Regions from separate parts of the Homo sapiens genome. Here region 1 is linked to region 2. A link is a loop called in an ENCODE intact Hi-C map of the cell type or tissue named here. Cell type or tissue: PC-3. All regions are shown on one strand. Links, peaks and the distances in the headings refer to the core of each region. The heading gives the core; the rest is flanking DNA.

Region 1 (2,921 bases), core at 180-2,679, 290 kb before region 2:
AATTGCGTTTTAAACCCGGTGCAAAAATATATATATATAATCGCAAGGTCTCTAATTCTTATTAGTTTCATTTTTTTCAATATTATTTACTGTATAATGACAATTTTGTTTCTTGGATATTTTGATAGGGCAAAATTTAAATAATACTGAGGGACTAGAACTCTAATGGCTTGGGATAGGGAAGAAAACATTAAATCTTACCCTTTTTTTGCCCATTATTCTCTTTATTTTTGTGGATTTTTTTTTTAAACTACCTGTATAGAAAAACATGGGTATTTATGAACAGATGCAAATTTAAAATTTAAATAAAGCCAGTCATTGTAAGATCCATTATGGATCAAAACAGTGATTTTCTTTTGGAGCTACATGTTGCTTCTCTTATTTGGTGGGGAAACTAAGTCAGTCGACTGACATCTAGCACTAAGATCCTAAATCAAATATTTGCACATTCTTGCTCTTCCACAGGCCCCTTGCAGCCTCACCCACATTCAATAGTCCGGGAGGTTGTCAAGGCCATTGTTGTCCCAGAATAATATTAACTGGCATTCTCAGAAATCTGGTCACCTTGGCCTCTGAATTCACTTCAGAATAAAGTGTGAAAAGATGTCCAGTAACTTTAATACACAATGACCCCTATTTAATCACAGGACAATGAGGGCTGGCCCACCCCCCCACACACATATTTCTGGACCTAGAACACCACCACTCCCCTGATTATCTTGTAAAATGTTTGTTTTGGGTTCTCAGACCTCTGTTTGCAAATGAAAGATGCTCCAGTCATAACAGCTTAAGGAGAAAGGGTGATTTACCGGCACATGTAAACAAACCAAGAGAGAGCATTGCACTAGCCTTGGAGTAAGATGGATTCCAGTCTAAAGTACCATCAGGAAACACTGTGTCACTCATCTCTGCTTCTCTCTAAAGATGGATTCCAGTCTAAAGTACCATCAGGAAACGGTGTCACTCACCTCTGCTTCTCTCTGCATTGAGACTTGATTCTCTCAGGCTAGACTTCAGAAGAGAATGGAAATATGGCCACAAGCAGCTATGGGCTGCCCTCCTTATCATATAATCTCCAGGGAAGAAAGAAAGCATTTTTCCACTAACTCTAGTTGGAAAGTGCAAGAAAGAACTCAGTCCTAGCTTAGGTTGGGTACCCATCTGTGGATATGAACCAATCTTTGTGGCCAGGGCTGAGGAAATAAGGTTGAACAAACTGTGGTCATGTCCCCACCACTGGGTGGCAGGGTAGAGGGAGTAAATGTGGGGAAGGAGAATGCTCCAGCTGGCAGCTCCTACGAAAAGCACAGAGCTGGATTAGGAGAAATCCACTTTCTTAAAGGAATATCTCATTACTGGAAAGGAGTGATAGGCAAAACCAATATCTCCTAGCCAGGCATGGTGATGCATCCCTGTAATCCCAGCTACTTGGGAGGCTGAGGCATGAGAATTGCTTGAACCTGGGAGGCAGAGGTTGCAGTGAGCTGAGATCGTGCCACTGCACTCCAGTCTTGGTGAAAGAGCAAGACTCTGTCTCAAAAAATAAAATGAAATTGCCTTGGCGATGCGGGCTCTTTTTTGGTTCCATATGAACTTTAAAGTAGTTTTTTCCAATTCTGTGAAGAAAGTCATTGGTAGCTTGATGGGGATGGCATTGAATCTGTAAATTACCTTGGGCAGTATGGCCATTTTCATGATATTGATTCTTCCTACCCATGAGCATGGAATGTTCTTCCATTTGTTTGTATCCTCTTTTATTTCCTTGAGCAGTGGTTTGTAGTTCTCCTTGAAGAGGTCCTTCACATCCCTTGTAAGTAGGATTCCTAGGTATTTTATTCTCTTTGAAGCAATTGTGAATGGGAGTTCACTCATGATTTGGCTCTCTGTTTGTCTGTTGTTGGTGTATAAGAATGCTTGTGATTTTTGTACATTGATTTTGTATCCTGAGACTTTGCTGAAGTTGCTTATCAGCTTAAGGAGATTTTGGGCTGAGACAATGGGGTTTTCTAGAGCAATCCTAAGCCAAAAGAACAAAGCTGGAGGCATCACACTACCTGACTTCAAACTATACTACAAGGCTACAGTAACCAAAACAGCATGGTACTGGTACCAAAACAGAGATATAGATCAATGGAACAGAACAGAGCCCTCAGAAGTAACACCGCATATCTACAACTATCTGATCTTTGACAAACCTGAGAAAAACAAGCAATGGGGAAAGGATTCCCTATTTAATAAATGGTGCTGGGAAAACTGGCTAGCCATATGTAGAAAGCTGAAACTGGATCCCTTCCTTACACCTTATACAAAAATCAATTCAAGATGGATTAAAGACTTAAACATTAGACCTAAAACCATAAAAACCCTAGAAGAAAACCTAGGCATTACCATTCAGGACATAGGCACGGGCAAGGACTTCATGTCTAAAACACCAAAAGCAATGGCAACAAAAGACAAAATTGACAAATGGGATCTAATTAAACTAAAGAGCTTCTGCACAGCAAAAGAAACTACCATCAGAGTGAACAGGCAACCTACAAAATGGGAGAAAATTTTCGCAACCTACTCATCTGACAAAGGGCTAATATCCAGAATCTACAATGAACTCAAACAAATTTACAAGAAAAAAACAAACAACCCCATCAAAAAGTGGGCGAAGGACATGAACAGACACTTCTCAAAAGAAGACATTTATGCAGCCAAAAAACACATGAAAAAATGCTCATCATCACTGGCCATCAGAGAAATGCAAATCAAAACCACAATGAGATACCATCTCACACCAGTTAGAATGGCTATCATTAAAAAGTCAGGAAACAACAGGTGCTGGAGAGGATGTGGAGAAATAGGAACACATTTACACTGTTGGTGGGACTGTAAACTAGTTCAACCATTGTGGAAGTCAGTGTGGCGATTCCTCA
Region 2 (2,921 bases), core at 227-2,726:
CAGGATGGCTTTGAATGCGGCCTAACACAAATTCGTAAATTTTCTTAAAACATTATGAGCTATTTTTGTGAGTTTTTTTTTTAAGCTGATCAGCTATCATTAGTGTTAGTGTATTCTGTGTGTGGCTCAAGACAATTCTTCTTCCAGTGTGGCCCAGAGAAGCCAAAAGATTGGACACCCCTGACATAGAGCAATTGGAAATCTTTGAACTGCTGTGGTAATGTAGATTGGACAACAACGCTGTCCAAAATAGGAAAGCAACCTGGCAAAATGTCCTGCAAATTTGGTTTGAATATTCTAGGACACTCTCTTCTTAGGTGTGCATCTCACAGGAACTTTTGCACGTGTGAAGAAGGCTATATGAAACTTCAGGCCGGGCACAGTGGCTCACTCCTGTAATCTTAGCACTTTGGGAGACTGTGACAGGTGGATCACCTGAGGTCAGGAGTTCAAGACCAGCCTGGCCAACATGGTGAAACCCTGTCTCTACTAAAAATACAAAAGTTAGTCAGTTGTGGTGGCACGCACCTGTAATCTCAGCTACCTGGGAGGCTGAGGCAGGAGAATCACTTGAACCCCTGAGGCAGAGGTTGCAGTGAGCCAAGATCATGCCACCGCACTCCAGTTTGGGCGATAGAGCGAGACCCCATCTCAAAAAAAAAAAGAAACTTCATGGCAACGTCATTTGTAATAGTGAAAAAGAATCGGAAGTAACAACCATCAATCACAGAAATGAAAATGTAGTACAAATGTATGGTAGAATTCTATACAGTGGTGAAGAGGAGCTATATATATCAACATGGATACACCTCAGAAACAGTGCTTAGGAAAAATAGCAAGTTTTAAAAAGTATATGAACAATATGAAGATTTAAATATTTTAAAAATGTAGTAAATTTTATATGTATGCATTTCTAAGTAATAGAATACATAGTAAAAATGCAAAGAGAACATGAAGATACAGTGGAGGCTTTACTGTGTTTCTCATGTTTCTTAACGGCGCGGTAGATACATGAATGTTTATTATTTATACTTTATTTTTGTATGTGAAATATTGAAATATTTTAGGTAGAATGCTACACTGGGTCATATGGTTATTTCTAGTAGGTAAATCTTGCTTCCTTTATATAATTTATAGGAACATTCTGATAGCCAATTTATACAAACAATAAATTTTAGGAAGGAAATGAATGAAAAATTTTCCTTAGAGCAGTGGTCATTAAACTTCAGCATGCGTCAGAATCATCTAGTAGACTTGTTAAAACACAGATTGTTAGGCCCCACCCCAGAATGAATCAGATCTGGGGTGAGGGCCCAGCGTTTGCACTTCCAACAGAGTTTGAGGTGATGCTGCTGATTCAGTTCAGGGACTATACTTTAAGAATCACTGCTCTAGAAAGTCTCTGTGGTGTAAATGATTCTTCTGTAAATTTGGCAGGAGCTAGAATTCATCCTCCAGATTACTTTCATCCACCTAATATATTCACTGCAGTGGACCATGACAACTCTATCAGTGTGGGGCAAAGTTTTAGGATAAATAGAAGAGTATTGTTTTGAGAAAAATACTTAGGAGACTGACTTTCTAGCAGAGCTGTCTGAGGAACTATATGAAATATTATTACAAATAGGTGCCGGTTGCCTCTGTACAACTAGTAACTGAAATTTTTAGTGTGAATTGCTGCTGAGAGTATTTCTCTTTCCTTTCTACCTTTGGGAAACCTGTTACACAAAGTGTCAAATGTCTTTTAGTTGTTTATTACCTTTGGCAAAAGAATTTTGTACATTAATTTGTTTGTACAGTGACTTTTTGTATAGTTGTAGAGATGCTGTTTTTAGATGTTATTTGTTTTACTGGACTTACCCTCAATTTTTCCCTGTCCCCTCATCTTTCTAGTTACTAATTATAATCTTAAGCATCTATTTATCATTAAACTAGCAATTAAGTATCTAGCTTCCACAACAAAACTGTTTTGTTTTTTTTTTTTTTTTTGGAGACAGAATCTCACTCTGTCTCCCAGGTTGGAGTGCAGTAGCTGTAGCTGACTGCAGCCTTGACCTCCTGGGCTCAAGTGATCCTCCCACCTCAGCCTCCTGAGTAGCTGGGACCATAGGCGTGCGCTACCATGGCTGGCTAGTTTTTGTATTTTTTGTAGAGATGAGGTTTCACCATGTTGCTCAGGCTGGTCTTGAACTCTGAGCTTGAACAATCCTCCTACCTCAGCCTCTCAAAGTGCTGGGATTATCGGCATGAGCATCCATGCCCAGCCTAAGACTTCACTATTTTAAAAAAGAGACAATCTTATCAATAAATAGCTTGCTTAGAGACCTCTTTGAGCAAAGGACATTAGCATTGCTAATTTTCTTGTTTTGTATATTTGTATTTCCTTTTCCCTTTAAATTTTTTGTAAGGCAATAGCCACCTGATTGTCAACTCAATTTTAAACCTTCATATTTAAATAGCAAAACTAAATACGTTTTTTTGGTCAGCAAATTTTGGCTTAAGATGCACAGAAAACATTGTTAAAGATTTGAAGAAATAACACAGTGGGAATGTTTGAAATTCGTGCAATAAGCTTCAGATGACTGCATTTTGCTAAATAGATTTCAATTATGTAATCCATGAAGAACTCATTTCCGATCACTTAGTAAAGAAGTATGTTCCAGAGAAAACATATTTTCAGTAGCTAATTACTCCACTGATAAACATATTGTTATTTGGACACTGAAAACATAACCTTTGACTGAATAGCTACTTTGATTGGAATTTGCAAAGGATTTAGGGATGAGAGTGATAGATGTGAAGTTTCAGTCATTCAAGGGAAAGTTATTGCAGTAACAAAATTGAAAATGTAAGTATACAGAGTACAGCAAGTTGTTATTGTTAACTTTATAAAAATAAAACCTTTTAATTATTATAGGATT

Evidence for each region. Peaks named below come from ENCODE experiments on the same cell type or tissue, not always from the same donor. Only the 100,000 strongest peaks of a DNase experiment are listed, where the experiment ranks them.
Region 1: a loop joins it to region 2, with 2.7 times the contacts of the local background. A loop is called at or near these places in 3 of 110 quality-filtered maps.

Annotation. Positions count from the first base shown.
Region 1 is chr5:127,877,119-127,880,039 of GRCh38, forward strand. The region is part of intron 6 of CCDC192 (coiled-coil domain containing 192); the gene reads left to right. Among named protein-coding and RNA genes, the nearest start is that of CCDC192, 180 kb to the left of the region's middle. In PC-3, for the core only: a CTCF peak has its summit at 1,237 (motif pointing right); a DNase peak (open chromatin) is centred at 1,243.
Region 2 is chr5:128,162,876-128,165,796 of GRCh38, forward strand. The region is part of intron 17 of SLC12A2 (solute carrier family 12 member 2); the gene reads left to right. Among named protein-coding and RNA genes, the nearest start is that of SLC12A2, 81 kb to the left of the region's middle. In PC-3, for the core only: no CTCF peak of the experiment used is centred there; a DNase peak (open chromatin) is centred at 1,296; H3K27ac peaks cover 1,574 bases.